3 separate regions of the Homo sapiens genome follow, and all the other regions are linked to region 1. Evidence: chromatin loops called from intact Hi-C (ENCODE). Cell type or tissue: PC-3. All regions are shown on one strand. Each heading gives the region's core, and the rest is flanking DNA. Links, peaks and the distances in the headings are about the cores only.

Region 1 (10,344 bases), core at 1,390-9,389:
TATTAACTTTTACTCATTTTTTCCCCTAAAGAATTTATTTAATTCACATAATAACCATGTTGGTGTTTGAATGATATATAATGCTTTAACTGAATATTTTTCTGTCCCAGTGGGTGACATTATGAAAATAATGAGACTGATGATACATTAATACAAAGAAGTTTTTGTAATCTAAGGAAATTTACTTTTGACCACAGTCAGATATTTTTCAGGCTTCAACTTTGTAGACTTATGCTAAGATGTATGACTACTTCATTGCATTACAGAAATGTAATTTAATCATCTAAGGGTTTTTGGTTTGTTATTAAAGTTTTAATTCTCTAAGGTATAGTGTGAGGCTAATAGTGTTTTCTGAGTTCCAGGAATTGACCTATATTTATTGTATTTTTTAACCAATAATTAACACATAGAATATTAATTAAAATATGAAAACTAAATTTAAGGTACCTGGATAGTCCTGTAAAATCTAAAACTTTTTTAACACTAAAATATTAACTGTTAGAATGAGAATTTGAAACTTGTAAACACATAAGGTGTTTGTTTACTGTATATTAGGTTTGAAAATTATGTATACATCTATCTCCACATTGGTATGATTTGAGCTGAGCTTAGAAACAAGATGCTGGCAAGCATGAAAAGTTGAACATCATGAATATAAGTGTGGCTGGGCGCAGTGGCTCACGCCTGTAATCCCAACACTTTGGGAGTCCAAGGCAGGAGGATTGCTTGAGGCCAGGAGTTTCAAACCAGCTTGGGCAACACAGGGAGACTCCATATCTAAAAATGAAAATTAAAATAATTAGCTGGGCGTGGTGGCATGTGCCTATAGGCCTAGCTACTTGGGGAGGCTGAGGTGGAAGGATCACTTGAGTCCAGGTGTTCAAGGCTGCAGTGAGCTATGATCATGCCATTAAACTCCAGCCTGGATGACAGAGGGAGACTGTCTCTAAAAAAAAGTAATTAATGTTGTTAAAACCACAACTCTTACATAAGCAGTTACTATATTAAAGATGTATGCAATGACTATTCATTCCTCAAATATTTTTTGATTCCTTGTTATGTGATGGGCTACCCTGCTTACCAATAATACAGATTGAGGACTTAATTTTTTAAATCTTTAAACTTTTTATTTGAAAATAATTTCAAACTTAATAGGAAAGTTACAAGAGTAAGAACAGTACACAAAGCACTCATTTACCTTTTATCCAGTTTCACCTATTGCCCCCATTTGCTTTATCACATAGCCTATGTACTATAATATTTTTTGAACCACTGAAGATAAGTTAGAGTATGGCCCTTTTATGCCTCAATATTTCAATGCATATTTCCTAAGAACATGGATATTCTCTTTTATAGCTACAGTATAATTGTCAACTCTAGTAATTTTAACATTGATGTAATACTTTATTTTCTGAATTTCTGTTTTGTTAGTTGACTCAATAATGTCCTTTATAGCTTATTTTTTCCTTCCAGTACAGGATCCATTCCCAGGCCTGGTATTGTATTTAGTTCTCATGTCTTTTTAGTTGATTTTTTCTTGAGACGAAGTCTCACTCTGTTGCCCAGGCTGCAACCTCTGCCTCCCAGGTTCAAGTGATTCTACTGCCTCAGCCTCCTGAGTAGCTGGGATAATAGGCACCTGCCACCATGCCCGGCTAATTTTTGTATTTTTAGTAGAGACGGGGTTTCACAGTGTTGGTTAGGCTGGTCTCAAACTCCTGACCTTAAATGATCCACCTGCCTTAGCCTCTCAAAGTGCTGGGATTACAGGCATGAGCCACTGTGCCCAGGCTTCTTTTTCATTTCTTTTAATCTGGAACATGTGCCATCCTTTCTTTAATGAATTGTGATTTTTGAAGAATATAATCCTCCTTGTTTTCAATAAAGGACAAAGAACACTTAATTTGACTTTCTGACCCATATTGTGTTTGAATGAAAAATGATTTACTCTGCTGGATTCTCTGTGGAGCCCCGTGATCACAGTGCTGAGTCCCTGTGTCATGGTACTTCAGCTTGGAATATGAGGTTTCTAAATGGACCAATCCAGTCTTGGGAGAGCAGCCTGCTCTTAAAGAGGGTTATTGACCAAATGTCTTCACATTGTAGTGAAATTTATAAACATACAAGCATTTGCCTAAAAATTTCTGAAATACTGAGTAATCCCATGGTCTTTTATTCAATTATTTTCATAGAAGTGTGAAAGCAAGCAGTAAAAGAGCTGAGGGGTGTATCCAGAAGTTCAGTGGAAACATGGGGATACAGACTTACTATCTAATGAGAGGCGAGCTACTGTTTTTATTGTAAGAGACAGAGCTGTAATGGTTTAGAGGAAAAGTGGTGAAGATTTGAATTAGGGGATTGTAGTAGAATGAAGTAGAGGGGACGGTCACACAAACCCAGAGGGCTTTAAGAAACAATAGGATTGGCCAGGCGTGGTGGCTCATGCCTCTAATCCTAACATTCTGGGAGGCCGAGGCGGGTGGATCACCTGAGGTCAGGAGTTCGAGACCAGCCTGGCCAACATGGCAAAACCCTGTCTCTACTAAAAATACAAAAATTACCCAGGAGTGGTGGCACATGCCTGTAATCCGACCTACTCGGGAGGCTGAGGCAGGAGAATTACTTGAACCTGGTGGAGGGGAGAGGCAGGAGTTGCAGTGAGCCAAGATGATGCCACAGCACTCCAGCCTGGGCAACAGAACAGGAATCTATCTCAAAAAAAAAAAAAAAAAAAAAAAGAAGAAAAGAAAAAGAAACAATAGGATTTGATCACTAATTTTTTGTGAGGGATGTTTGAAGCTCATCGACTTGTGGAATTGTGAGGTTGTTAGTAGAAATGGGCAATTTGGGAAGACAGTCTGGGACTTTTTTGTTTGTTCTGGGAAAAGGTGATGATTTTGGTCTTGGAGAGGTCTTGGGCTCTGCTGATGAAGGTGTCCAACAGGCAGTTGGAAATGTAGAATAAAGCCAAGGAGAGCATCCAAAGACATATTAGAGATACGGGAATTATCTACATAGAGGGTGACCATTAAAGATGAGAATGAATGGGATCCCCAAGGGCGAGAGCAGAAGTGCCCAGGAGAGGAGGGCTGGTACCTTGGTACTTACAGGAAGAAGTAAACCTAGCACAAGTGACAGGTGGAGGACTAATAAGAACACATTGTTTCAGAGGCCAAGGGAAGAAAGTTTTAGACGGAGGGAATGGTTGGCAATGCCAACAGCAAGGGAGTGTGTGGACACTGAGAAGAGGCAGGCAGATTTGGCAATTGAGGTGGAGCCGTTTGGACAAACTTGAAAGCCCGACTACAGGGGATTAATAAATGTGAGTGGAGAACGGTGAGGCAGAGGCGGAAAGGGCAGGGGGCTGTGTGGCAATGTTCAGCTCTAGAGGCAGTGAAAAGATGGGAACTTAGGGTCACCAGGCTGAGGAACCCGATGACCATCTTCCTGTGTAACGTTCAGTCTTTCATTGTAGTGAGGAGGCATTTCTCCACTCTTTAATGACTCTTTTAAATCATTCAACAGTCACTTCTACCCAGAAGCAGATGAAAGGATGAAGGGGCACTTTTCCCTGGGTCAGCAGAACAGCACCTTATCAGCACCATTATGTGATCTGAAGGGACTAGGATTAAAACCCTTAAGCATCCTGCCCTCCAGGGAAATGTGGAAACCTGAAGCAGCCCCTTATAACAGAAAGACTCTAGAAAAGTAAAGCTGGTTTCAGTGGGATTTCTGTGGTTTTCTCCATTGATTTTTCATTTCCACCTCCAAGAGCCTTTTATTGCCAAGTATTAAAAAAAAAAACAAAAAACTTCCTGTCAGTCAAGGGCAGAGTCTCAGCACTGCAGAGAGCCTCACACTGGGCTAACACCTGTCCCAGGAAGTTACCGAATGACAAGCTAAGGTGATCATCAGACTGTTCCAGAAACCCTATCAGGAGCTGCAGAGTCACCTGGTACATTAGCCCAGCAGGCCCAACATGTCCCTTCAGAGAGGCTGGACTAACGCTGATTAAGAGAAAACACAAACAGTACAAAGAAGGATTGCTAATAGGAATTATTTTACACACCTTTCTAGTTCACAAACCACCACCTTTGCACCAAAGCAAACTTGGGCTATTGAGCCTTGGAGGTTATTTATTTGTATGTGCAGGGCAGTGGTTTGGGTGAAGCTTGATTTTCTCACCATCATTCTTTCTTTTTCCTTCCACCTTAGGGAACAAACAGACCCTCTGTCACATTTTTATAAAGAGTAGTTGTCCTGGTGTTTTCAAAGTTGGGTTGTGCCTCAGAAACAAAACAGAAATTACAAAGAAGTGTGTGAAATGAATCAGTGTGTTAACATCTGAACTAATATGGAGTAAGTGTTTATGCTGCTTGTTTCAGAACTGCATATTCAGCATGAGATACAGGTCCCAGTTGCCTAAATAACATAGTTCCAGCGTTTTCTTTAGGTCTGAGACAGTTTGAATGTTCTTTTTTTTTTTTTTTTTGAGACAGAGTCTCACTCTGTTACCCAGGCTGGAGTGCAATGACACGATCTCCGGCTCACTGCAACCTCCACATCCCGGGTTCAAGCAATTCTCCTGCCTCAGCTTCCCAAGTATCTGGGATTACAGGCACCTGCTACCACGCCTGGCTAATTTTTATATTTTTAGTAGAGTCGGGGTTTCACCATGCTGGGCAGGCTGGTCTTGAACTCCTTACCTCAGGCGATCCACCCACCTCGGCCTCCCAAAGTGCTGGGATTGCGCACGGCTGAATGTTCTTCCATTCTTTATATCCCATTTAGTTTTGGGAAATTGGACGACTAGACCTAGTCGTGCTAGGGGCACTCCTATGCTTGATGTCAGAATTACTCATTTTCCCCTAGGCACTTTTTCTTTGTGAATTTATCTTTAAAGGACAGCCTCATCAGCATGGACTCATCTGGTACAATACTAGTTTGTAGAACCATAGCACTTGTATTCACTCTTACCTTCTTTTCCTGGAACCAAATCTTTTACTTGAATGTCAATAAAATGGCCCTTCTCAGCAACGGAACATTCTTGACTCCTGAGGCAGGGAAGGAAGCCAGGCACTTGTACATTTGTTTTCAAACGAACTGGTTCTTATGTTGTAAATATTTAACCATTCACCATAGTATTCCTACCAAAGTTTCCATTTGATTTTCAGTTAATTCCATTTCTCACAAGCAGATAAAGGCTCTTTCACTTTCCAGAACCCTCTTTTAAGCAAATATAGATTATATTTTTGGCTCAAGAAGGAACAAAAAATGGAATTTGGAAGGCATATTTTTTCCTTGGTTGAAGAAAGGAGGCCACGGGGAAGTAATTCCACCAAGAAAGTATAATGGGTGTTATGGTAAATCTTCATGATGGCCATGAATATTTTTATTGTTCCCTACCCTGTCTTTGCTTAAATTGCTAGAGTTGTGGCTAAAAGCAAAGCTGGGTTTTTTCTTCTCAGGTTTATAGCTTTGAGAGTCGGGAGGGAGGGACATTAAGTGTAAAAGCTACTGAAGAGGGCCAGGTGATCTTATCTCTTTAATGAAAATGACTGCAGACAGCTTCCTTCCAACTTTTGAGTTATCTGGGTTCCTGAGTGTCCATTTCTCACTGGTGTTTGCTCTTAGGATGAAACTTTAGGAATGCATTAGGCAAAAGATTATGATTTACAGCATACCACTGTTTACTGTTTTAGTAATATATTTGTTTTAGGGAAAAGACCTCCTTATAACACATTTCATGCTTTTGATTTAAGTTGTGACTCCTCTTTCAAGTTTGGGATATTTTGCTTCCAGGAGATGCATTTTGGTCTTTTCCTTTTCTTTTCTCTTCCTTTCTTCCTTCTTCCCTATAACAGGTATCTCCTGCTGCACCAAGTCTGTGGGCAACAATGCAAAAAGTCAACCAAAATCCAAAAGTCTAAGCTGATCCCTTAGTATACCAGTTTTAAGAATGTCTGGTGTCACTTGGACTACAAATGACTTTTAAAGTCAAAGACCATAAGCATGAGTCAAATTGGAAACATTACCTTGTAGAGCCAGTCTGTCTGCCTGGTCACTTAACAGTTTATAAAACTTGACTCCTAGCTAGAAAGTTAATTGCCAGAGGTTCCAAGGAAAGCACTGGACTACCACTCGGAATCCTCCATTTACTACATAGGCCAAATGATCTGGCTCTTTTCAAGGAGTTAGCATGAACATTCTACATTTTTCTTATCCAATATGCACAAATATTTCTTTGAAGAAAGATGACATTTTAAAGGTTCTTATTCAATTAAAACTTCCTAAAGCACTTTTTTTCCCCATTAACTGACAAACATGATACAGAACTATTTTCTTTCAAGATTATTATGCCTCTAAATCTTTTTCTGTCTCTTTCCTATTTAGCTTTGGATTTGCACAAAACACCCAAGCATTTTTCAGCAGTGTGAGCTGAGAGTGTGGAATTGAATGAACACGCCTGGGATTTGAAATGAGAGATCTGGGCGGGGGAAGGGGAGAAAGATATTCCTTGCATACTCATACGCCATAACTGAGGATTCTACATTTTCTTTCTAAAGCATACAGTGGAGATGGTTTATTTCTGAGAGAAATTCTATTTTAGTTTTGTTTTGCTTTTAACCACTATCATGTTTGTATTTGTCATTCTTGTACATGGATTTTAAATTTAGGTTATTTTAATTTTTCTAACCAAATATTTTTCAAATATCCGCTTATGTTGGAGAGAAAAGGACATTCCAAAAGAGTTACCTATAGTGTTTTTAACACATAATTAAAATGATCATAAAACCTTCACATGTGCTTTTTATTTCTCATTAAATGCCAGAGGGAAAGGCAATTGCAGGCGTGTAGTATTCCGACATTTCAGCGTGCTGCACTCCTGTCCTTCCGTCGTCTGGGGCCACATCTGTGATCACTGTCTTGTGCTTGCCAATAGAGGTTTTCTTCTGGATGCTGTGTCTGCTCTTGGTCTTGTGGCTTTAACACCGAAGAGCTGTTGTCTACAAAAGACAGTACATTAGAGCTCCAGAGTTCACTCAGCTGCCTGCTTTGCTCCCGTGGTGACTTCATTCTTGGGAAGTTTTTAGGTTTCCTGGGAGATGAAGCATGAGCAACATTTGCTCCAGCCTGAGTAATTTCAGAAGGCCTTGAGTCCTGTTTTGTTATTCGGGTTTCCAAGGGTGGGTGAGGGGCATGAGAATTCCCAGCAGTTACCACTACACGTGAATACTGGTATCTGGCGACTCTCTGTTACGTTTTTAAAAAGAGTGGTTATCGTGGTGTTTTTAAAGTGGGACTGTGCCTCAGAAGCCAAACAGAAATTATAAAGAGGTGTCTGAAATGAATCAATGTGTTAACATCTGTACTAATATGAGTGTATATGTTGCATATTCCAGAGCTGCCTCAAATTCTTTTAGGATTTAATAATATTGAACATTGGAAAGATTGAATTAAAGCCAGGTAAGACTTGCTATGTTTACAAAATTGTTTGATGTGGTCTACAATGGATTTTAGTATTTTTCTGAGTTAAAAAGAATAATAGCATATGCTTCATAATTTTTGCCTTTATGACCTATTGTTTCTTCATTAACCTCAGTACAATGATATTATATTATTATTGGAATTGAAAAGGTTCCTGTGTAAGCCTTGCTTGGTAATTCAAGTACCCTTGAATTGTATAAGGAGAGCGCAGATATTTTAATGCCAGACTCCTAGTTTATGCAGTACTTTTGGGCTGTAGTTCCCATGTTAAATGAGATGATCAGCCAAATCTTTGCTTTGCCAGGAACCAAAATCATTTCCAAACTACAATAGCAGTATGGTTACAGTTTCAGCTTCATCAGCCCCAAAGTAAATTCTAATAGGTGCTATTGAACATAGTTTAAAATATCCTGGTGAGAAACTATAGGCCTTAAATATTCTGTTTTCAAATTTTTTACCTAACCCCAAATAGCTAGCTTCTTAGTTTTATACAGCTATGCCAAAATAAAATACAACAGAACATTCTTCTTTTGGGGATATGAAACAAATCTTTTCATTTTCAACAGTGATAACCAATCTTCTGTCTCCCTCCCTCTCCCTCAACCCCTCACTTCCCTCCCTCTCCTTCTCCCTCTTTAGTCCCTCCTCCCACCCAGCCTCTCCCTCTGTCTGTCTTTTCTTGCATTACCTAAAGCCCTCATTGCTCACATCTCATCAAGATAAAGTCAAGATTTACACACAATATAGGAAGTGTTTCTCTCCAGCCTCATACCTGACCACAGCATCCTTCCTTTCCTACTTCACACTCCAATCGCCGAGAACCATGTCCAGTTCCTGAGCATACCATACTTTCTGCCTCTTCCTATGTGTTACTTCTCTAACTAGAAGGCTTATCCTCCCCTCTCTAAAGGCTGGCAAATATTCTCATGACATCATGTCTTTGTCTACCCCTATAACTAACCATATTGTATTTAAACTTCTCTCTTCCTTTTTAGACTCTAAGCAACTTGTGAGCAAGGACTGTTTCCATCTCGCTCACTATTATACTTAGAGCCTAGCACAGTGCCTGGCATACAGTAGCTATACAGCACATATTTGTTGAAGGCTCAATTGAGTCTAGTTGTCACTCAGTTTGCTTTAAACATAGAGAACTCTCCTTAACTTTTCGTTTATTGTTGGAGGGAAGAGAGCAGAGGGCAGAATGTGCTCTGTGGTGTTTTATAACTCTGCAGGAGGCAGCTCTTTATAGCATTATATAGATTTAAAATTGAAGCACAAAATGGTTGTGAAGAGGAAGCACGTACGTAGGGCTGCTTCATCAGGCGAACCCTAATTCATGTAAAATTCAACGCTGGGAAATCAAAAGAAAGGAAAATCACTCTCTCCAAGTGGTAGAAATGATAGTGGGATTTTTTTTATCTCTAGGTGGAGATAGTTTTAAAATTTGCCTCCAGTCTGCTACATTAATTCTATTTGCCTGAATATTAATTGTGGGTATTTAAATAAGACAAGTTGAGTTTCACAAATGCTGCTTGCTGCTACATTTCCACCAAAAAGGCAGCTTAAAACTGTTCTTTCTTAAACTATTCCTTCTTAAATACATACCCATTGTCTATCTCAAACACTGCTTACCATTCATCCCCAAGTTGTACAAATAAGAAAAATTTCAGATAACCATGATTGCAGTTATGAAATTGCTGGGATTATGAAGCATAATCTTAGTTTAACATGCATGGGTAGAATTACCTGAAGTAGCTGCCATTTATTCAGAGTCAATGCCAGGCATTTTATTTGCATCATCTCTGATCATCTCAACAACACTGATAGGTGGGTGGTATTGTCCCTCTTTACAGAGGAAGGAATTGAGGCTCAGAGAGGTGAAACACCTTGGCCAAGATCACCTAGTAAGTGGCAAATCTAGGATATGAAACTTGGTCTCTTGGTCCAAAAGCTTCCTTTCTTTATAGCATATTTCTCTTCCTCAATTAAAGCACTATTGTTTTCTCAGGCATTGGATGTTTGTACAGGTCATTTTAGAATACTTTTCTTTGTGTATACCATGATGACATCATGGCTAATGGGCTACCAACAACAGCCTTCTTGAATTCACGCCCACAGACAGCATTGACAGAACTTTAGGATTTTAATCCAAACTGTTGGGAGTCTTCCTATGTCCAAATGATTAGGAATTGCCAAACAGATGAGTCTACAATTGTGTTTCCCAGATTCTACAGCCATATTACAGTATATAGATCGTGTGTGGCTATGTCAAATTATTTGCTTCTGTTAGGATCACAGCACTTTGGGGGATGCGAGTAGGGGCTTTTTCTCTGAATATTATTCTCAGATTTTCTCCCAACTTCCAGACTCAGGAGGTTAACACGTGAACTTCTGGAGAGCAGCCTGCAGGGGGAGATCCTAGGGTTCACGTAAAGCTTACAAAATAGCCTAAAACTTGTGTCCCAAGTCAGACCCTTCAGAACTGTGGTTTTATTTCTGGAATAACATACAACCCAACAGCCATGTCTTTAGAGACTTGTGGCTGAATTAGTTCTGATATTTTAAGAAAATTAAGTTTCAGGTCTTGTAGATATGCCAGTAAGATGTCCACTAGGTAGAGATTCTACCCAATATTGTGTTCTCTATTGTTTATATTCTGTACATGATGGTGGTGACAAGGATTTAGGGAGAATGCCTATTTTAAGCTCTCTGGAAGTCAACTGCCAAGAAAGTCAGCAACCTGTCTTCCTAAAATTATCCACAAAGCCTATGATTATCATAGGTTTAAAGGCATACATATTCCTCTGTTTTGCAAAAGTCTTTTTTTTTTTTTTTAGAAATGGGGTCTTGCTATGT
Region 2 (10,344 bases), core at 847-8,846, 72 kb before region 1:
TATGTGGTTAGTCTTATTGTTCCCATATTAGGTGTAGGAGATGGATGCTCGAAGAAGGTGCAAATTTCGCCCAAGATCACCTAGTATTGGAAGTGGGATTTATACCTATGTTGGTCTGACTGCAGAGCTGCCCATCTTTATACACCTCACCACTGTCTCACCTCTTTTCTTATGCTTCCCAGCCAGGTTATAAAACTTGGAAAAGAATAGCATACCTCCTATCTAGAAAATAACAAAAGAAAGTCATTCTGTAATTTCTAAATAATACTAAGTGTTACATATGTATTTTAATTTAAATAAAACTATGGAATTTTCCCTGATGGTCATCTTAAGTGTGAGAAACACACATTTTCACTTGTCAGGGTGGTCTTATAGTAATGCAGAGCAAACAACATTATCTATATTTTATAGATGAGAGACCCATCCAGGGTCCTGCAGATAAAAGGGCCAGAGTTGGGATTAGAGCACAGGATTCCTGACTCCTAACCCAGTTTACTTTCTTCTACTACAATATACCCCATTTACGACCCCAAATAGGAATGTTCAACAGTATAAATGTAATGATTTAGGATGAGATGAGAGGTAGATGGGAAGAACAGGAGGAATCACCTCTGTACCCTGTGGCACTCATTGCAACCCATGGAAATGTTTCTGTTTTAAAGTCCAGCATTTAGTTCTGGTGCCAAAACAATGCTGAGTAATTTCGTAGAACCTGAGAACCAGAGAAGGATCCTGGGAGGAACTTTTTGTTTATTTGACTTTATTTCATTGGCCTCACTTTATGTTCTTTTCAAAACCAAGAATGCCCACTGGGTTGTGAGTAATGACAATTTCCAGACAATAGAAAATAATGCCCAAACGGCTTTGTTTGAGAGATTCTTGACGTCTTTTGTTATCCACCTACCTTTTTATCTCTACATTTTGCTCATTGCTTCCATACAATTATCGCACTTATAGAGAGCATATTTTTCCTCAAACCGCCAACTTCACAAAACAGCAAATGATTTGTAGGTTATGTTGCATTAACTGTGAGTGACTGAAGTGCCCCTCAATCACATACCCCTGCCTTTATCTTCATCTAGGAATGAAAGTAGCCAGGAAAGGCAAAGAAATCATTCAAGAATTTAAACATAAAAAGTTGGCTAAATTCTGCTGTGGTAGACTTCTACCGGATGAGTTTAATGTTAATTAAAACTCCAAGTGGAGTTGTTTGTAAATGAATCATTCCCTGTTCAGTTTGATGTAGCAAGGTCAGCTTCCTGCTCCACCGGCAGTGCGTGCCAGCTCTTTTTCTCATGTGTAAGCTGTGAATGCTGTTAAGCCTGTAAACCACTATAATAGGTTCAGAGATTTTAGGATCCCTGAAAGAGAAGGATCAGAACACAGCAGTGTTGAGTGTCAGGTTTCTTGGGCACTTGAAGGATTAGGCAGGACAAGTGAAGTGTTACTTTAGGGACAAATGTCTGGGCGATTCTCAGGCAGCAGGCTGGAGAATGTGGGCTCTGAGGTTAGTCTTGAATTCTAATCCCAGCTCTATTGTTTTACTGACTGTGCAACATGGAGCAAGTCATTGCCTTCTTCTGAGCCTTGGTATTCTCATTTCTATAAAAATACAATTATAATAACCTTATTGTGTTGTTGTGACAATTTGATGCGATAAAGTTACTGGAACACACGAAGCCCTCAACATCTGGTTGCAATCATGATGATAATTAATGTATCTATGCAATAAATAGTGGGCACTGCTATGTGCTCCATGCTGTTCTGGGCGTCGGGGATACAGCAGTAAACAAGACAGACACAAATCCCTGCCTTCGTGGGGCTGACATTCCAGTAGAGGACAGACAATAAGCAAGATACGTAAGTAAAAAATAGAGTTCATGGCCAGGCGCGGCGGCTCATGCCTGTAATCCTTGCACTTTGGGAGGCTGAGGTGGGTGGATCACTTGAGGTCAGAAGTTCGAGATCAGCCTGGCCAACATGGTGAAACCTTGTCTCTACTAAAGATACAAAAATTAACTGGATGTGGTAGCGTGCGCCTATAGTCCCAGCTACTCGAGACACTGAGGCAGGAGAATCACTTGAACCCAGGAAGCAGAGGTTGCAGTGAGCCGAGATTGCATCACTGCACTCCAGCCTGGGTGACAGTGCAAGGCCCTGTCTCAAAACACACACACACACACACACACACACACGTCATGAATTAAGTGTTAATGAGAAAATAACAATGCGGAGGAAGATAAGTAGTATTAGGGGAGGCTGAAATTTTAAAGCGGTAGCTAGGAAAGGCCCCCTCTGGAAGACGAATTTGTGTAAGACCTGGAGGAGGTAAGGGAAAAAGTCAAATGGTTCCCTGGGGGAAAAGCATTCCAGGCTGAGGGAACAGCAAGTCTAAGGCCCCTGAAGGAAGACAGTGCCTGCCATGCTCCCTGTGCCGCTGGAAGGCCAGGGGCTGGTATTGAGTGATCCAGTGGAGAACACTAAGAAGTGAAGCAGCAGGGAGGTCAAATCCAGCACGGCAGGGCCTTTGGTACAGAGGGAGGACTGCGGTTTCTCTTCTAAGTGTGATGAGGAGGGTCACAGGGAGGGCACAAACCCTGGAGAAGCACAACACAGGACCAATCCCCATAACAGCAGCTCCACCCTTTCTCACTTAGACTGGGCTAGAGTGGTTAAGCATGAGGAAAAGAGATGGGCCTGGCTTTCTGTGCCTCAAAGCACCACGTCAAGCTGTGACATAGGCATCCACCACTCTTCCTTTGTGCCTACACCTGTATTTTTGAATGTACTCTCATCACAGTGTATATCACCGTGCTGTTCTTCAAAGTCAGTTTCCCCAGTATTTGTTCAATAAATGTTTACCGATCACTCATTACGTGCAGGCACTATGTTAGGTGCTAAATAGTACAGTGACATAAAAGGCTGTAAACAATTAAAAAATCAACGCCTCTTATGTCAGAAAAGTAACACTGTGTCATCAAAGCAAAGTCGACTTCTCCTATAGGTGTGGGTATATTTAGGATTTGAGAAGGGAAAAAGCGTGCTTAGCTTCCGGGCTCCAATGTGCGGATATACACCCTCTCCTTAGCTTGTTAGCTTAGGGATTTCCCACCCAGTTGCACACGGTGTGTTATCTGAAGTCATTTAACCTGTTGACAGTCGCATTCTTGGAATAAGTAAGTTCCATGCAGGTGAACTTGGACAAACAATGCCAGTAACCTTTTTAGCTGCTGAAGTAATTGGTCCAAAAGTTTAAAATAATAAGCTTCATTTTCCACTGAATCTTGTTGACAGAGAGTATCAGCAGGGCTTGGAGTTAGAAGAGTCTAAATCCCTGATGAATAGTTCAAAAAAATTACTGTTAAACTTTTTGTAAACAAGGTTTTTTTAGTCATAATAATGTTTTTAAGATAAATTGTGTGGATAATTGGTACAAACTTACGATGTATGCATTTAGTTAGCCTCAGTACAATCAAATGTGTTGTTACCAGTGCATCAACAAATGCACCTCAATATCTTAATTTATCATTCATGATAATAAATGGAGACAACACCATAGATTAAGGTAATTCACAGCCTTGTTCTAGCCAATGGCTTCAACTTTCTTTCCTTTTTTTTTTTGAGATGGCGTCTCGCTCTGTTGCCCGGGCTGGAGTGCAGTGGAGCGATCTTGGCTCACTGCAACCTGTGCCTCCTGGGTTCAAATGATTCTTCTACCTCAGCCTCCTGAGTAGCTAGGATTACAGGTGCGTGCCACCATGCCCGCCTAATTTTTGTAATTTTAGTAGAGACGGGGTTTCACCATGTTGGTCAGGCTGGTCTCGAACTCCTGACCTTGTGATCTGCCTGCCTTGGCCTCCCAAAGTGCTGGGATTATAGGTGTGAGCCACTGCGCCCGGCAGTGGCTTCAACTTTCTTGGCAACCAAGTTTATTGTAGGAGTGGCCAACAAATATCACATCCACAGACACTGATGCTACCAAATAGAAAGGTCAGGAAAGGGCCAGCAGCAACAAAGAGGGAGGAGGGGAATGTGAGGGTCCTAAGGAATCCACAGGCTGATGGAGCATCCCTTAATCCAGTTAACTGAAATGAGTTAGACTAAGAGTCTACACTTGGCCCCCAGCTGGCTCAATTCAAGTCCTCCCTTGGACCTACTGGGACTCCACCTTTAGGAGTGGATCCTCTGGAGGAATCCTGGCACCAAGCAAACTTCCCAGGGCTCCTTTGACTTGCTGGAAATTGGCTGACCTCTGAGGGAGTGTTGTTTAAATGGATCAATTTAAGCACAGAAAGAATCCAGCCTAATTTTTTGTGTGTGCGTTTTAATTTTTTTTTATCAGTATAGGCTCTCTGACATGTCCCAGTGAATGTGCATGTTTTTTAAGTACAATGATATGAAATATATTAAAAGTATACTAGAATATAAACTCTGGGAAAGGAGAGAACACCGTGTTTCCTTTGTTGATATTTTCCCAGCCCTAGAATTATGCCTGCCAATGATAGATGCTTAAAAAATACTTGTGAGATGAATGAAAGAATGAATGTGTTCACCAAGTTTCTGACCTCAAAGAGTTTAGGACCTAGAAGAGCAGATAGGGCATGGTCAGAAATACCTATGACAAAGGTAGTGACTGAGGCTTGTCTTAAGACAGAAACCATTAAGAGGAGAGGATGAAATAGATTCTGCCTGGGTTGATAAGGAGACATTTCATAATGGAAGAGTATTTGGAGGAAAAAAGGAGGAAAAGGAAACTAGAAATGTGGGATGGGCCTTCTACAAAAGATCACTGTTGAAGAAAGCTTCTAAAAATCTTCTTTGGTAATAATTAAAACCCCAAGACAGCACAAATCCCTGAGAGACAGTATGGAGAGATGTGAGAATCAAAACATGAAGTAGGGGCCCATGAAATGTTTGACAAATAAGTGCCATTTCAAAAACGTCATCCCATGGCCAGGTGCAGTGGCTTTCATCTGTAATCCCAGAACTTTGGGAGGCTGAAGCGGGAGGCTTGCTTGAGTTCAGGAGTTCAAGACCAGCCTAGGCAACATAGTGAGACCTGTCTCCACAAAAAATAAAAAAATTTCCCCAGGCATGGTGGCACATGCCTGTGATCCCAGCTACTGAGGAGGCTGAGGTGGGAGGATTGCTTGGGTCCAGGAGTTTGAGGCTACAGTGAGTTGAGATCACACCACTGCACTCCAGCTTGAGCAGCAGAGAGAGAACCCTCACTTGGGGGCTAGGATGAATTTTTTTTCGAGACAGGGTCTCCCTCTGTTGCCCAGACTGGAATGAAATGGTGCAATCTTGGCTCACTGCAACCTCAACCTCCTGGGCCCAAGCGATCCTCCCACCTCAGCCTCCTGCATAGCTGAGACCACAGGCATGTGCCACCACATCCGGCTAATTCTAAAAGTGCAGTGCAAAACGAAGAGATTGTGAGGAACTCTGTAAATACAAAAGGTTAAAGAAATAGTTTATAAGAACAGTGAACAACAATGAAACTCTTTATGACAGTCTTCCCCATAATGTTTGCTTTCACATCAAATCAGTCATGAGGACATGATATAAACTATACAAATGAGCTTTCTTGACTTCCTTTTTTAATATAAGAAATTGATTGTTTCCTAGGTCTCATTTCGTTGAAATTGTTGGCAAATAATACTGAAGGGATGCAATTTCACAAACTGCAACATGAGCAAGACCGTATCTACAGTGTTCATCACTGTACTCGCAGCTTTTAGCACCATAGCTGACCACAGTAGTGGCTGTTCATAAATATTTATTGAATGAACGAACCAATATTTTCTGAGTAGGTCCTGTGTGCAAAGCTCTGGAGAGGCATGCTGGGGGAGGAAAGGATGGAGTCATGATTTCTCATGAAGTCTCTTCAATAACTTCACAGTCCAAGGTGGGGAGGGGTGGGACTGTGAGTGGGGAACAGACATAGACATAAATAGCTTTGCTGAAATTCAGGGTGTGTAACCACAGCAGCAAGTTCAAGCAGTATAAAAATAATAAACTATTAGATGTCACTTTACATTTATATATTATTTTGTCCACTTGATTATCTGAAAATGGGAAAAAGAAGAATTATTATTATTATTTTTTTTTGAGACAGAGTCTCGCTCTGTCACCCAGGCTGGAGTGCAGTGGTGCGATCTCGGCTCACTGCAAGCTCTGCCTCCTGGGTTCACGCCATTCTCCTGCCTCAGCCTCCCGAGTAGCTGGGACTACAGGCGCCCGCCATCACGCCCGGCTAATTTTTTGTATCTTTAGTAGAGACGGGGTTTCACCGTGTTAGCCAGGATGGACTCGATCTCCTGACCTTGTGATCCGCCCGCCTCGGCCCCCCTAAATTGCTGGGATTACAGGCATGAGCCACTGCGCCTGGCCTAAATTTTTAATTGTTATTTATAAAATAAAAGCTATTTTATATATATTAAAATAGTATATATTGGCCAGGCACAGTGGCTCATGCCTGTAATCTCACCACTTTGGGAGGCCAAAGTGGGAGGATCACTTGAGCCCAGGAGTTCAAGACCAGCCCAGGCAACACAGCAAAAGCCCATCTCTACAAAAAATACAAAAATTAGCCAGACCTGTTGGCACACGCCTATAGTCCTAGCTACTCAAAAGGCTGAGATGGGAGAATTGCTTGAACCCAGGAGGCTGAGGTTGCAGTGAGCCAAGACTGTGCCACTGCACTCCAGCCTGTGCACCAGAGCAAGAGTCTGTCTCCCAAAATATCTATATATGTATATAGATATATCAATTATATAATATATGTATATAGACATACCAAGCAATTATATATGTATATACATATATCTATATACATATACATTCCTCATTATGTTTGCTATATACATATACATATATATAGATATCTATATATGTATGTAGCTATGTCTGCATATAATTTGTATATGTAATATATGTATATATATAATTGCTTGGTCTATTTTATGTATCTTGAGACCTATTGAAGGTTTTTGAACATGTGGGCAATTCTGGAGAGTAATTACTAAAAAAAGAGAAAATATGGGTGAGGTTTTGTTTACTCAGGTTTTGTTTTTGTTTTCCCCTTTACTTCCCTTTCATTGTTATTGACGTCTATAAGTATCCATTGGCATGTGACCCAGATCGAGCCTTATTTTCCTGTTTCCAAAGCATATGATTAATTTCTAACGTACTACATTACTTACTTGTTTATTATGTTTATTGTTTGCTTCCCCTCCTCTGCCCATTAACTTAAGCATCAGAAGATCAAAAGGTTTTTGTCTATTTTGTCCACTTTTATAGCCCAAGCACTTGGAAAAATTTCTGATGTAAAGCAGGTGTTGAATAACTTTGTTGACTGAATAATAGTGCAGGACATTTTTGTTTTGTTTTGTTTTGTTTTGAGACAGAGTCTCGCTCTGTCGCCTAGGCTGGACTGGAGTGGAGAGCAGTGATGCAATCTCGGCCCACTGCACCTCCACCTCCTGGTTTCTTTTCTTTTCTCTTTTATTTATTTATTTTTTTTGAGACGGGGTCTCGCTCTATCACCCAGGCTGAAGTGCAGTGGCATGATCTCTGCTCACTGCAACCTCCACCTCCCAGGTTCAAATGATTTCCCTGCCTCAGCTTCCCGAGTAGCTGGGATTACAGGCATGCACCACCACACTCAGCTAATTTTTGTGTTTTTAGTAGAGACGGGGTTTCACCATGTTGGCCAGGCTGGTCTCGAACTCCTGACCTCAGGTGATCCACCCACCCCGGCCTCCCAAAGTGCTAGGATTACAGGCATGAGACACCGCACGAGGCCCACCTCGTGGTTTCAAGCGATTCTCCCACTTCAGCCTCCCAACTAGCTGGGATTACAGGTGTGTGCCACCACACCCGTCTAATTTTTGTATTTTTAGTAGAGACAGGGTTTCACCACATTGCGCAGGGTGGTCTTGGACTCCTGAGCTCAGGCAATCCAAATCCACCTGCCTCAGCCTCCCAAAGTGCTGGGATTACAGGCGTGAGCCACTGTGCCCAGCCAGCGTATTTATTTTTTAAGAGCAATATTAGGTTCATAAAAAAAAGACGAATGGAAGGTGCAGATATTTCCCATGTATCTGCTGCCCACACATACACATAGCCTCCCCCACTATCAAAATCCTGCACCAGAGTGATACATTTATTACAACTGATGAACCTACATGGACATCTCCTGTCACCCATAGTTTATAGTAGGTTCACTCTTGGTGCTGTACATTCTATGGGTTTTGACAAATGTACAAGGCATGTGTCCACCACTACAATATCATATCGAATGGTTTCACTGCCCTAAAATATTCTGTGCCACCATATTCATCCTACCCTTCCCTTTAACCTCAGCCACTGCTGATCTTTTTACTGCCTCCCTAGTTTTGCCTTTCCTACAATGTCATACACTTGAAATTGTGTGGTATGTAGCCTTTTCAGACTGGCTTCTTTCACTTAGAAATATGCATTTTAAGTTTCCTTCATGTTGTTTCATGGTTTGATAGCTCATTTCTTTTCAGTGCTGAATAATATTCCATTGTCTGAATGTACTACTTTATGTATCCAATGAATTATAATTTTAGAACAAAAAGTAAGGTAAGAGGAACACAACTTTTTTTTGTTGTTTTTTGTTTGTGTTTTTTTTTTTTTTTTTTGAGACGGAGTCTCACTCTGTCACCCAGGCTGGAGTGCAGTGGCGTGATCTCAGCTCACTGCAAGCGTCGGCTCTTGGGTTCATGCCATTTTCCTGCCTCAGCCTCCTGAGTAGCTGGGACTACAGGTGCCTGCCACCATGCCTGGCTAATTTTTTTGTATTTTTAGTAGAGATGGGGTTTCACCGTGTTAGCCAGGATGGTCTCGATCTTCTGACCCTGTGATCTGCCAGCCTTAGCTTCCCAAAGTGCTGGGATTACAGGCATGAGCCACCGTACCCGGCCAGAGGAACTCAACTTCTAATGTAACCCGTCCCCAACCCCCAGGCCACGGACCATTACAGTGGTCTGTTAGCAACCAGGCCGCACAGTAGGAGTGGATGAGTAAGTGAAGCTTCATTTGTATTTACAGCTGCTCCCCATTGCTCACATAACCACCCGAGCTCTGCCTCCTGTAAGATCAGTGGCAGCATTAGATTCTCACAGGAGCCCGAACCCTATTGTGAACTACACATGCGAGGGATCTAGGTAGCACACTCCTTATGAGAATCTAATGCCTGAAGATCTGTCACTATCTCTCATCGCCCCCAGTGGGACCATCTAGTTGCGGGAAACAAGCTCAGGGCTCCGCTGATTCTATGTTATGCTGAGTTGTATAATTATTTCATTATATGTTATAATGAAAAAATAATAAAGTGCACAATAAATGCAACGCACTTGAACCACGCCAAAACCATCCGCCCACACCCCATCCGTGGAAAAATTGTCTTCCACAAAACTGGTCCCTGGTGCCAAAAAGTTTGGGGACTGCTCTTCTAAAGGGATAAAACAGTTGCCCTGAGTGGACTTTTTGAAGATGTAAAGCAAGGGCTGGGGAGATGTCCTGAGCACCGTGGGATAATGGCCTTTGGATGGAAACTGAGTTCTGTCGTTCATTCAGCTGATGTTTAAGGGCGCCCTCCCTGGGCAGGCAGGGTGCTGGTTCTTGAGGGTGTGGACACCCAGAGCCAGTCCCTGCGCTCTCACAGTTTTCCCTCTGGCTGCAAGCGCTGGGGTGTGGCCCTAGCTGGTCCGTTGGGCTCTGCAGGAGTCTAAGCTGGGCTCGGGATAGCCGGACAGACCCCAGGCCAGGGGAAAGCTCACTCGTGGCTGTCGCATCTCTCCCTCCAAGCAGGTCGAAGAAGGGGGCAAAGCAGACACCCTGAGCTCCAAACTGCAGGCTGGGGATGAGGTTGTGCACATCAATGAGGTGACTCTGAGCAGCTCCAGAAAGGAGGCAGTTTCCCTGGTGAAAGGATCCTACAAGACCCTCAGGCTGGTAGTGCGCAGGTAGGTGGCAGACCCCCACCCTGTCCCTCCTACCACCTCACCCCACCTCTCTCCCTACCCTACCCCACCTCTGGGAAAAGAGCTCGGGGTTGGTAGCTTGGCTTTAAACCTCCATGTATGGATCCTGCCTTTTTTTCTTTTTTCTTTCCTATCTTGTGGGATGTGGGGAGGAAGTGGGGTGAAGACATTTCAGACACTGCTGTCTTTCAGAACACTCATTTCCCAGCAGGTACTGGTTTGTCAGGGATAGACCTCACTGGACTACCTAAATTTTGGGACCTGATGAAAAGTGACACTCATCCCAGATGCGGTCAGAGCTCTAATAAGCTTTTTGTCTGGTGGGACT
Region 3 (10,344 bases), core at 2,345-10,344, 52 kb before region 1:
TATAGTATTTTATTTCCTAACCAGTTGTTCCTTCCCATGGAAAATTCATGTAACACATTATTAGGTTTCCTGAGAGGTATGCAATAAGACTCCCTTACTGTAATGAGGAAGGGGACATCTTTTTCCCCCGTAGCACATAATGATAACTGCTATTTTTATTCAATGGGTTACATATGCTTACTGGCTATGCACTAAACACTAGCTTCATACAAAGGAATGTTCTATTGTTCCTAGTGAAGGAGGTTTGATGATAAAAGACCACATTTCATTCTTGGGCTAGCACAGCTTTACTTCAGACAAATGTATTCCAGACAGGAGCCAACCTTCTATACCATTAAAGAATTAATGAATGCACCATTAAAGAATGGCACTCAAGGCTGGGTGCGGTGGCTCATGCCTGTAATCCCAGCACTTTGGGAGGCTGAGGCTGGCAGATTATGAGGTCAGGAGTTCGAGACCAGCCTGGCCAACATAGTGAAACCCCATCTCTACTAAAGATACAAAAAATTAGCCGGGTGTGGTGGTGGGTGCCTGTAATCCCAGCTATTAGGGAGGCTGAGGCAGGAGAATCGCTTGAACCCAGGAGGCGGAGGTTGCAGTGAGCTGAGATTGCACCATTGCACTCCAGCCTGGGTGACAGGGCGAGACTCCATTTCAAAAAAAAAAAAAAAAAAAAAAGAATGGCACTCAAATATCTGTCTGAGCCTTTAGGATATGAGGTCTGAGTTCTGAGATCAAATAAAAGTTATGGTGGAATCTTTCCCCCCAGTTTTAAATTTGGATGCATCAGCTAGGACAGGTAAGTTTGGATGAGTCCCATTTAGAAGATGAACCAAATATTTGGAACTCTGAATACTTGAATCAAAATGGCTTAAAGCTACTCCTTCTTAAATTGGGCTACACATTGGAATTACCAAGGGAGTTTTAAAACAGCAATAACAACAACAAACTAATTCCTGGCTCCTACCTCCAGAAATTCTAATTTATTTTATTTTACTTGTTTTTTGAGACAAGATCTTACTCTGTTGCCCAGGCTGGAGTGCAGTGGCATGAACACAGCCTTGACCTTCTGGGATCAAGTGATCCTCCTACTTCAGCCTCCGGAGTAGCTGGGACTACAGGTGCACACCACCACACCCAGATAATTTTTTTATTTTTTGTAGACAGAGTCTCGCTTTGTTGCCCAGACTGGTCTCAAATGATTCCCACCTTGGACCTCCCAGAGTATTGGGATTACAGGCGTGAACCTCCAAGTCCAGCCTCAGAGAGTCTAATTTAATAGATGTGGGGGTGTAGCCCTGTATTGGAAACTTTAAAAGCGCCTCAAGAAAAAGGCTGGGTGCAGTAATCCCTATAATCCCAGCACTTTGGAAGGCCGAGGCAGGAGGATCCCTTGAGTCCAGGTCTGCCTCCAGACCAGCCTGGGCAACATTGCAAGACCCTGTCTCTACAAAAACTAGCCGGGCATGGTGGTGCGTGCCTGTAGTCCCAGCTACTCAAGAGGCTGAGGCAGAAGGACTGCTTGAGCCAGGAGATTGAAGCTGCAGTGAGCCATGATCGGGCCACTGCACTCTAGCCTGGGCGACAGAGCAAAACCCTGTCTCAAAAAAAAAAAAAAAAAAAAAATCAAGAAAAAACAATGGATGGTTCATCTGTACTGAAAATGTACAGCCTTTTTTTCTTGTCATTCTTCCCTAAACAATACAACAGTGATTCACGTAGCATTTACATTATATTAGGTAGGATAAGTAATCCAGAGATGATTTAAAGTATACAGGAGGAAGTGTATAGGTTATATGCAAATATGACATCATTTTATACAAGGGACTTAAGAATCCATGGATTTTGATACCTATGAGGGGGTCCTGGAACCAATCCCCCATGAATGCAGAGCTACAACTGTATTCATTTATTTCATCAGCCCCCATGTTTCAAAAACCACACTTTGTATACCCTTAGCATAAATCCCCCATTTCTTGAGAATGAGGGGTAGAGAAATGGTTTCCATAAAGGATTGTTAAATACCACCCCCTCCACATATCCTTAATGGAAAATCAGATCTTCGAAGGTCCTGGCAAGCTTTGTCCTGTTCTGTTTTTCTGTTTTATTTAATTTAACTGCTCTAAGATCACAAGTGTCCCATGAAGGTCCTGGAGAAGAATCTTAAAGTATAGGTTTGTGGGTTACTGAGAGCAGTAGTAGGCTCTTAGACTTCATTAGGCAAAGAGAAACACCTGGTTCCATCTGACTTGAGATGAACTGTGGGTTCTTTTTCCTTTGATCATTGTTTATTAAGATGGCTACCTCAAATATGTATTTTTTACCACCTGTCTCCTCATGGTTCTGTTGCTTTGGGCATCTTCGCATGTGGCAGCTCTGAAGAGCCTCATTAGTCGTTGGCAAAATTATGTCTCTAAGACTAGCGTCTTTGTGCTTTTGCCAGTAGCTAAAATGTCTGTTTAATTGTATTACCTAGTCTAGAGGCCCGTGCCGCTGTCTGTAGACCAGCTGCCAGATTGCTTAGTACAGTTTGTCAGTGCATTTGAAAAACGCAATTTTTCTACTCCCCTCTTATTCTGCTGTCAAACTCTAGTCTGATGCTGCGTTTGCTTAGTGGGTGGGATGTGTAAAATTATACATGTGGGGACAGTTGCTTGGTTAGTGTGTTTATTGTTTACGTAGGAAGGTTGCTATGTTGTTTTCATGAAGACTGTGATTCTAAGGAGCATTTTTAAAAGATTCTTTGGGTGCCAGGCGCGGTTGCTCATGCTTGTAATTCCAGCACTTTGGGAGACCGAGGTGGGTGGATCATTTGAGGTCAGGAGTTCGAGACCAGCCTGGCCAACATGGTGAAACCCCGTCTCAGCCGGGTGCGGTGGCTCATGCCTGTAATCCCAGCACTTCGGGAGTCCAAGGCGGGTGAATCATGAGGTCAGGAGATCAAGACCATCCTGGCTAACACGATAAAACCCTGTCTCTATTAAAAATACAAAAAATTAGCCGGGCGTCGTGGTGAGCGCCTGTAGTCCCAGCTACTTAGGAGGCTGAGGCAGGAGAATGGCGTGAACCCGGAAGGCAGAGGTTGCAGTGAGCTGAGATCGTGCCACTGCACTCCAGCCTGGGCAACAGAGCGAGACTCCATCTCAAAAAAATTAATAAATAACTAAAAAGATTCTTTGGAATGTTTCTTTAAAGGTGTCTCTTAGGGATGAGCCACTATTATTTTTTGATTGTAAATAAGTAGGGGCCCACAAGCCCTGGACACCTAAAACAATCTTTCATGGAATTTTCTCAGGACACATTTTGTATGTCCTTCACCCTCATAACTTAAAGAAGCGAACAATTGAAGAGACCCATTGTTTTTTACTGGTGGTTACATGGTACTGAACGTTTTTTTTTTTTAACTAAATTAAAAATCTCCTCAATTATCCCCTCTGACTTGCTCCCTCACTTCCTTCAGGTATTTGCTCAAATGTCAGCATCCCCTGCAGAGTCCATTTTACATCGCAGTCCCCTTTCTCCTGTATCCTCACACCCTTCTAATCTTTATTTTTTACCTGTCTCTCTGTCACACATACTAGAATATAAGTTCTTCGATGGCAGGGATTTTGTTCGGTGTGGTATCCGCAGTGCTTGGAATGGTTCCTGGCACACAAATGTGCTCACTGAATATTGGTGAGCCAGCTCCAAGCCAGGCTGCCTGACATTGCCTCTCAGCTTTACAACATTTACTACTGAGGGCCCTTGGACAAGTTAATTGCCCTGTGCCATGGTTTCATGACTTGTAAAGTGGGGATAGTAACAGTTTCCCCTTCACGGGTATAATAAATTGCTGTCTAAATCTTGGCTGTTTTTAATTACATCATCAAATAGCGTTAGTTATTTTTCCTGCATTAAGAGCTGCTGGACAGGCAGTCTGCACTTATCTTCACTATCCTTCTATTCCCTATGGAATATGGTCAATAGTTTCATCACTTAACTGACCACACTTTTCTCCTGTATCCCCCACCAAAGAAGGATCATATTCGAAGTTTGTTTTCCCCTCTGTGAAATGAGATCGACCTAATTTCCTCCTGCCTTAATGCCCCTGTGTATCTTCTTAGTAAGGTAGCCTGTCCCCAGCCCTTGTTCGGGAGTGAGGTCCCCAGGAGCCTGGCTTCAGGGGTGCTTCTTGTAGCAGGACCCACCCTTCTCTCTGTCCTCAGCTTCCTCAAGTCTCACTGGAATAGGTACTCTTTGCAGTCACCTTGTTATTTGGAGGTTTGGATTTGTTTCTACTACTCCCACCTCCTACCCCTCAGGGAGCAGTGCTGTGCAGCGGTTAGGAGCACTGGCTTTAAATCTGATAGAATTTGGTTTACAACCCTGCCCGTTCTGTGAGATCTTGGCCAGTGACTTCACCTCTCACTTTTTTATCTGGGAAGTAAAGACAACCATCCACACTTCATATGGAGGTTGTAGCCATAAAGACAACCTGTGTATAGAAAAAAAACTCAGCCTTGGGTTTGGCACACTGTTATCAATCATCTCATTCATAAGTTCAACCATAGTTATTGAGCAGGTGCTGGCACCAGTTCTCAGCATATATGTGCTGAATGGAGGCATTTCTATTTTTCACTAAGTAGTTTTCCATACTGTTAGCTGTTTTATGAGTAAAAGAACAGATCCAACCGAGGAGGGTTTGGGGCTTACGTTTCTCACCAGTGAAAGTTAAACTAAAATTAGACCGAAATCCAATTTGTCAGGGGGGGAAATAAAGCAATGGGAAAAGGTGACTTGCTAATAACGATGGATATAAAACTTTAGTACGGGGTGGATGGGTGAGAGGTCACTGGCAAGGCTCCTCTCCTGACCTCCAGAGGGGTCATTTTGGAGAAACTGCTGCCTGCTTTATGAAGGTCAAAGCACCCAGAAATGAAAGGACTTAGCCTCAGGTCACAGGTCTAGTAAACCACAGAATGAGGAAGAGAAGTCAGGTTTTCTAGCACCAGCCAAGCCTGCTCTCTCAGGGCATACATAAAAATAGAAAACTCCAAAAGCCAGAGCTCCTTTTTGCCTTAATCTTATATTTTCTTTCTTACTGGTGGTAGGAAATGGATAATTTGGGATGTTCATGTTTTGTTAGATGATTCTCCCTTCTCTCTCTCACACATCTTTCCAGTTTTCCTAGTTTTCCAGTTTTCTTCCTATGACAGTTTTTTTTTTTTCCCCTCAAAGTGTGGTCTTTAGACAACTTGCATCAAAACGGCTGTGGTGTCTATTTAACTCGCAAATCCTTTGTACCTCTTCCTACATAAGACTGTCTTGAGGGAAGCCTGCCTTTTAACAGATGCCAACACCCACTGAAACTTGCAGCCTCTAGCCCTAAGGGAGTGGACATGCTCTTCTCTGGCTGGGTGAGGTCAACCCCATGAATCTTTCCTGCCTCATTGGCCCATGTAAGAGACAAAAGGATGAGATCAGTGTCCATTTGAGCAACTCCGTGGTTATTCTTCAAAGTCTCTAGCATCGTGCCTTTCCTTGGCCTTGATATATAGGTAAAGTTCAAAATTCAAATTTTCTACTTCAAATAAAGTTTGGGGATGGTTTTTATTTCTGTGAACTCCTTCAGAAACATTTTAGAACACAACCCAAATGCTCAGAAATGTTAAAACACACACACACACACACACACACACACGCACACCAGTACTTCTCAGCCTGCCACCTTTCCAAGGGCAGAGCAACCTGCAGCAGTTTCTAAAAATAGACCTTTCTGCTACAGGTCACTAAGCAGGAATGGCCTCCATGTCACTCTGTTTACAGTTTCACATCTGACACCTTCATAACAACTGTGCTGACTTGATGAGGCATGAGGACCAACATCAGTCTGTGGGAACTCCTGAGAAAATGCAACCTGGGGCTGTGGCTGGTGTGCAATCGGTGGCATCCCCACAAAATCCAGCCGTGTTTGGATTCAAGGCCCTTTCAACCTTTGTTTGCCATTCCTCGTCACCTTTCCATCACTGTCTCAAAGTCAGGGGCAGAGGTCAAAAACTCCGAGTCACTCCATGAGGTAGCAATGAATATAAACATGAGCTCATGTTCAGGAATTTAAGACTCACCGTGTTTTCTTTCGTTTTGTTTAATCTGTCTTGCATTTCTCCTCTTTGCAAACTTGTGGGTTTACAATGCATCATCTAGCTGCAAATTTAATTTTAGGCTCTTTCAAGAAAATGCTCAGAAAAGGCGAACTTATCTTTGCTATATTCAGGACAGCCCTGCAACAGTGAGGGCTGTGTAATAATTCATGCACATTCCCGTCCCAGTCCCTAAGTGTGCAGACTACGTGGGTGGTATTAGAATTAAAATTTCTTGGGATTAACATTCTAAAATTAAGAAATGGGGTCAAAGAATGGGGGCACTTGACACTAAATGTACATGAGGTGATTGGACTGGATTACTGAGCATTCACAGTCATAGGATTCCTAGTAAGTTCTGAAGAAGTGGACCAATTGTTATCAGTTTAGGATCCTACTTACAGGAATCATTTTTGATTTGCAAACTTAGCCTGCTATCTTTAAATAAATAATTTTAGTAAGCTCTCAAAATGTTAGCTTTGGGTGGGTGTCTAAGCATTTTCATTCTTTGATTTATTTCTCACAACACCAGTAATAGGGATTATTACTACTCTATTTTACAGACGAGGAGATAGACTTGCAAGAGGGCAGTCTTATCAAGGGGATACATGTGTTAAGTGTGAATTTAAACTCCAGTCTATCTGATACAAAAGCCCAAGCTTTTACATCAGTAAAAACTAGTTCAGTTGAGCTGGTTTTCAGTGATTGCTGAAATCCCTGAACCAATATGGGTTCTTCAGCCTCTGGGAGAAGAGGAGTTGGGCTTGGCCAATGCTTTTATTTGCTTTGCTTTAAAGAAAGCACACACTGGGCCCTTTTGTTTTCCCAGCAGTGTTGATTCACGTTCACTAAATAAATTAGCCTTCCCGTGTTGTCTCACTCATTTGACATTAGCAAGTTTACATGCCAATAAAAATAGAAATGGGAGAAACAATACTGCAAGAAGAGAGAAGTGGCAGAGGCGTTAGAGTGCACCAAGACATGAACACAAGCTCATCATTTTCTACACTCCTTTCAAAACAAAACAAAGCAAAACCCCACAGCTTGATTCCAATCACAGTTTGTTCTGTGATTTTATGTGGTTGAAATGCCTGATTAATACTGAAATGTTGTAACATTCATTATTTTGTAAGAGAATAGTTGAGACTTCCAATAAGATTTTATCATTTCTCTTCCAAATAGTGGAAGCCTGATAAATGATGTTAGGATTCTGTACTAGTCTTACTAGTACTTATTCATAGATCTAGAAGTCTCTGTGTCCATTGTGAGATGGGCTGTACGTGGGTCAAATACAGCTTCTGAAGAAGTTGAGATTTGTCTTTGTGCTCTGCTATTAACAGCATCCTAATGAAGCACTCAAGCTACTCCCATCTTCTCTCTGCTTCCTCCATACTGCGCCCCCCAGCCCAATCTCCCTAAAATCTTTCCTTCCTGAGAATTGTTCCTCCATATCTGCCTCTTTCCTGGATCCTCATCCAAACTTGCCTTTGCATTTCTTACTCCCTCAGAGCCTTGCTAGGAGATGATTTGCTAATCTTTGACATGGCTAAGAATAGTAAATGTCCTTTGAGAACAATACAATCTTGCACTAACATACAACGGGAATAATAAAGTTACTATTCATATTTTAAAGGGCAATTTTGCAGGTTGTCAACATCTTACCCTAAAGGAGTGAGTTCCCAATGGTGTAATCTCAGTGACAAACTGTATACCGTGATAGGTGACAGGACCTTCAGGTCATGGGCAGAAAGTGATCTTAATAAAGGCTGACCTTGGCCACTGCAGCCTGCATGTTCTGGGGCATCCTGAGGTCTCCCTGTGTGACTGACACTTCCCCTGAGGACTATTCCCAGTGCAGTCAGTAGGAAACCTTAGTGGTCAATGATGGTGGGCCAGGGAGGTGAGGGACAGAGGATGTGTCAGATATCCTAATAGTATATACAGTTTAAAGACTCATTTCATAATTTTGGGAGTTGTTTTCTAGGGATATTGTGATCGTTCAAATGTAAATATCTGCATCTTGAATATACTGGAAAAAAGTGATTGGCATGTTTTAGGGGCAGCTCTAGCAGTATAACAGTGTACGGGTTTGCCCCTTTATGGTTTGTGGGTAGGAAGAGATTTATTCTGAACTAGTTTTCTCTGCTACCCAACTGCTTATGAAATATGAACACAGGCTGGGTTCAGTGGCTCAAGCCTGTAATCCCAGCGCTTTGGGAGGCCAAAGCAGGTGGATCACTTGAGGTCAGGAGTTCGAGACCAGCCTGGTCAACACGGTTAAACCCTGTCTCTACTAAAAATACAAAAGATTAGCCAGGTGTGGTAGCACACGCCTGTAGTCCCAGCTGCTTGGGAGGCTGAGGCAGGAGAATTGCTTGAACCCAAGAGGAGAGGTTGCAGTGAGCTGAGATTGCACCACTGCACTCCAGCCTGGGTGACAGAGCTAGACACTGTCTCAAAAAAAAAATAAAAAAGAAAAAAGAAAGAAAGAAATATGAACACAAGCTTGAAACTCAATAAAATTGAGATTTAGATCTGTCACTTGCCCTCAACAGGCACAACAAGGTAAGGTGGCCAGATTTAACAATTAAAAATACAGATGTCCTATTAAATTTGAATTTCTGATAATCATTGAATTTATTTTAGTCAAAGTAGGTACCCAATTTTATCTACCAAACCTAGTCACATGACAATTTAGATGTATAGAAAAAAATGTAGGTTCCTTGTCTTCCTTACAAACCCACTTCTGCTGGTTGGCAATAATAATAATAATAATAATAATAATAATAATAATAATAATAATAATTTTTATTCCTGGCCAAGTTAAAAGCTCACCTGGTCCAATCAATTTGAATAGTCCCTTAAGGGGCTCAGTCTGAAATAAAATCCTCCCTTGCTCAGATGTCATCTTTTTTCTCCACTGCCCAGCTGTCTTGCTAAACAGTGTCTGGGGATTTGGAGAAGTGGTGAGCGCAGGTCTTTGGCACCATCTCCCCTGGTCCCTTGGCTCTGTCCATAGCCTTCCCAGCCACTGCTGGCCTCCAACGCTGAATCCTGCAGCTGGTAAATCCATGGTCAGCCATGGCCTGGGCAATGCCCCTGGGATTGCTGGCAACCCCACACTTACAGATTCAGTCTCTGCTCAGCTCCCCTTAGCTTCAGACAACTTAGCATCTGCCAAACTCTCATCCCAGCAACTCCTGACCCAGGGCCCATCCTAGGATCATCTCACCCCACCATAGTTGCCTCCTTGCAAGTCTGCTGGTTGCCGTCTGATGTCTGAGATTCTTCCTTCTGTCTGGACCTCTAGAGACCTCGAAATTGAGCCAGGCCAGACCTACTCCAGTGACCTTCTCCTAGGGTCTCAAATGGTGCAGTGGAGCCAGGGTTCCCTGAGCCCTTTGACATTCTCCTCACTTAGCTCACACACTTTCCCTCTCCTCCCTGAGGCTAGAAGAGAAATCAGAACTTGGTCCTCACAGCTTGACTTGCCACCATCTTTTCCCTCATTTCCACAAGTTGCTGGGATCTTGAGGGCTGGGTTTTCTCACTATTTCTCACTCTTCTCTGTGCTTCCCTACTTCTATAACTTCAAGCTTCTTGTCTTAGTTGGGAGGGGTATCTTCTTTGCACGATGGGAAAATTTTGGCAATTAGAATCCTCTAGGCCTCACCCTGGATAGGTTACAATGGTTGTCAAAAGTGTGATCATGCCCAGGAACTTCTGGAAAATACAAATTCCCAGGCCCTGCTCTAAGCCTAATGAATTGGGAACTCTGGAGTTTGAGCCTAGCAATCTGATTTACCAAGTCTTCCCCATGATTCTGATGCACCCTAAAGAACCATGGCATTAAATATTTCAGCAAATTCTCTCTCTCCCTCTCTACCAACGCCTTTCTTACCATTTTTCATGCCTAAACTCTTATTAGACAGACCGGATACTCCCTCTTAATCTAATTGATTGATTAGCTACATAAACTCAAATCATTTTGTGATTAAAAAAAGAAATGTATAGCCTTAAAAGCAAAGGAAATTCTGATATATGCTACAACATGGATGAACCCTAAGGACATTATGCTAAGTGAAATAAGCCAGTCACAAAAAGACAAATACTGTAAATGATTCCACTTGTATAAGGTACCCAGGGTAGTCAAATTCATACACAAAAAATGTAGAATGGCAGTTGCCACAGGTTGGGGGAGGGGAGATTAGGGAGTTTTGTTGAG

What was found. Peaks named below come from ENCODE experiments on the same cell type or tissue, not always from the same donor. Only the 100,000 strongest peaks of a DNase experiment are listed, where the experiment ranks them.
Region 2: a loop joins it to region 1, with 5 times the contacts of the local background. A loop is called at or near these places in 3 of 110 quality-filtered maps.
Region 3: it touches region 1 in a loop (5-fold over the local background); 9 of 110 quality-filtered maps call a loop at or near these places.

Annotation. Positions count from the first base shown.
Region 1 is chr4:76,617,356-76,627,699 of GRCh38, forward strand. All of the region lies in intron 2 of SHROOM3 (shroom family member 3), which reads left to right. All of the region lies in intron 3 of LOC105377290 (a long non-coding RNA gene), which reads right to left. Among named protein-coding and RNA genes, the nearest start is that of MIR548AH, 47 kb to the left of the region's middle. In PC-3, for the core only: no CTCF peak of the experiment used is centred there; DNase peaks (open chromatin) are centred at 4,906, 6,036 and 7,106; H3K4me3 peaks cover 2,067 bases; H3K27ac peaks cover 4,566 bases.
Region 2 is chr4:76,545,766-76,556,109 of GRCh38, forward strand. It overlaps SHROOM3 (shroom family member 3), which reads left to right. Exons shown (of 11, transcript NM_020859.4): 2 at 9,844-9,998. Among named protein-coding and RNA genes, the nearest start is that of MIR4450, 23 kb to the right of the region's middle. In PC-3, for the core only: no CTCF peak of the experiment used is centred there; DNase peaks (open chromatin) are centred at 1,276, 5,626 and 5,706; H3K4me3 peaks cover 406 bases; H3K27ac peaks cover 2,880 bases.
Region 3 is chr4:76,564,505-76,574,848 of GRCh38, forward strand. All of the region lies in intron 2 of SHROOM3 (shroom family member 3), which reads left to right. MIR4450 (microRNA 4450) reads left to right here and starts at 9,064; the gene lies at 9,064-9,128. In PC-3, for the core only: no CTCF peak of the experiment used is centred there; a DNase peak (open chromatin) is centred at 6,047; H3K4me3 peaks cover 978 bases; H3K27ac peaks cover 2,662 bases.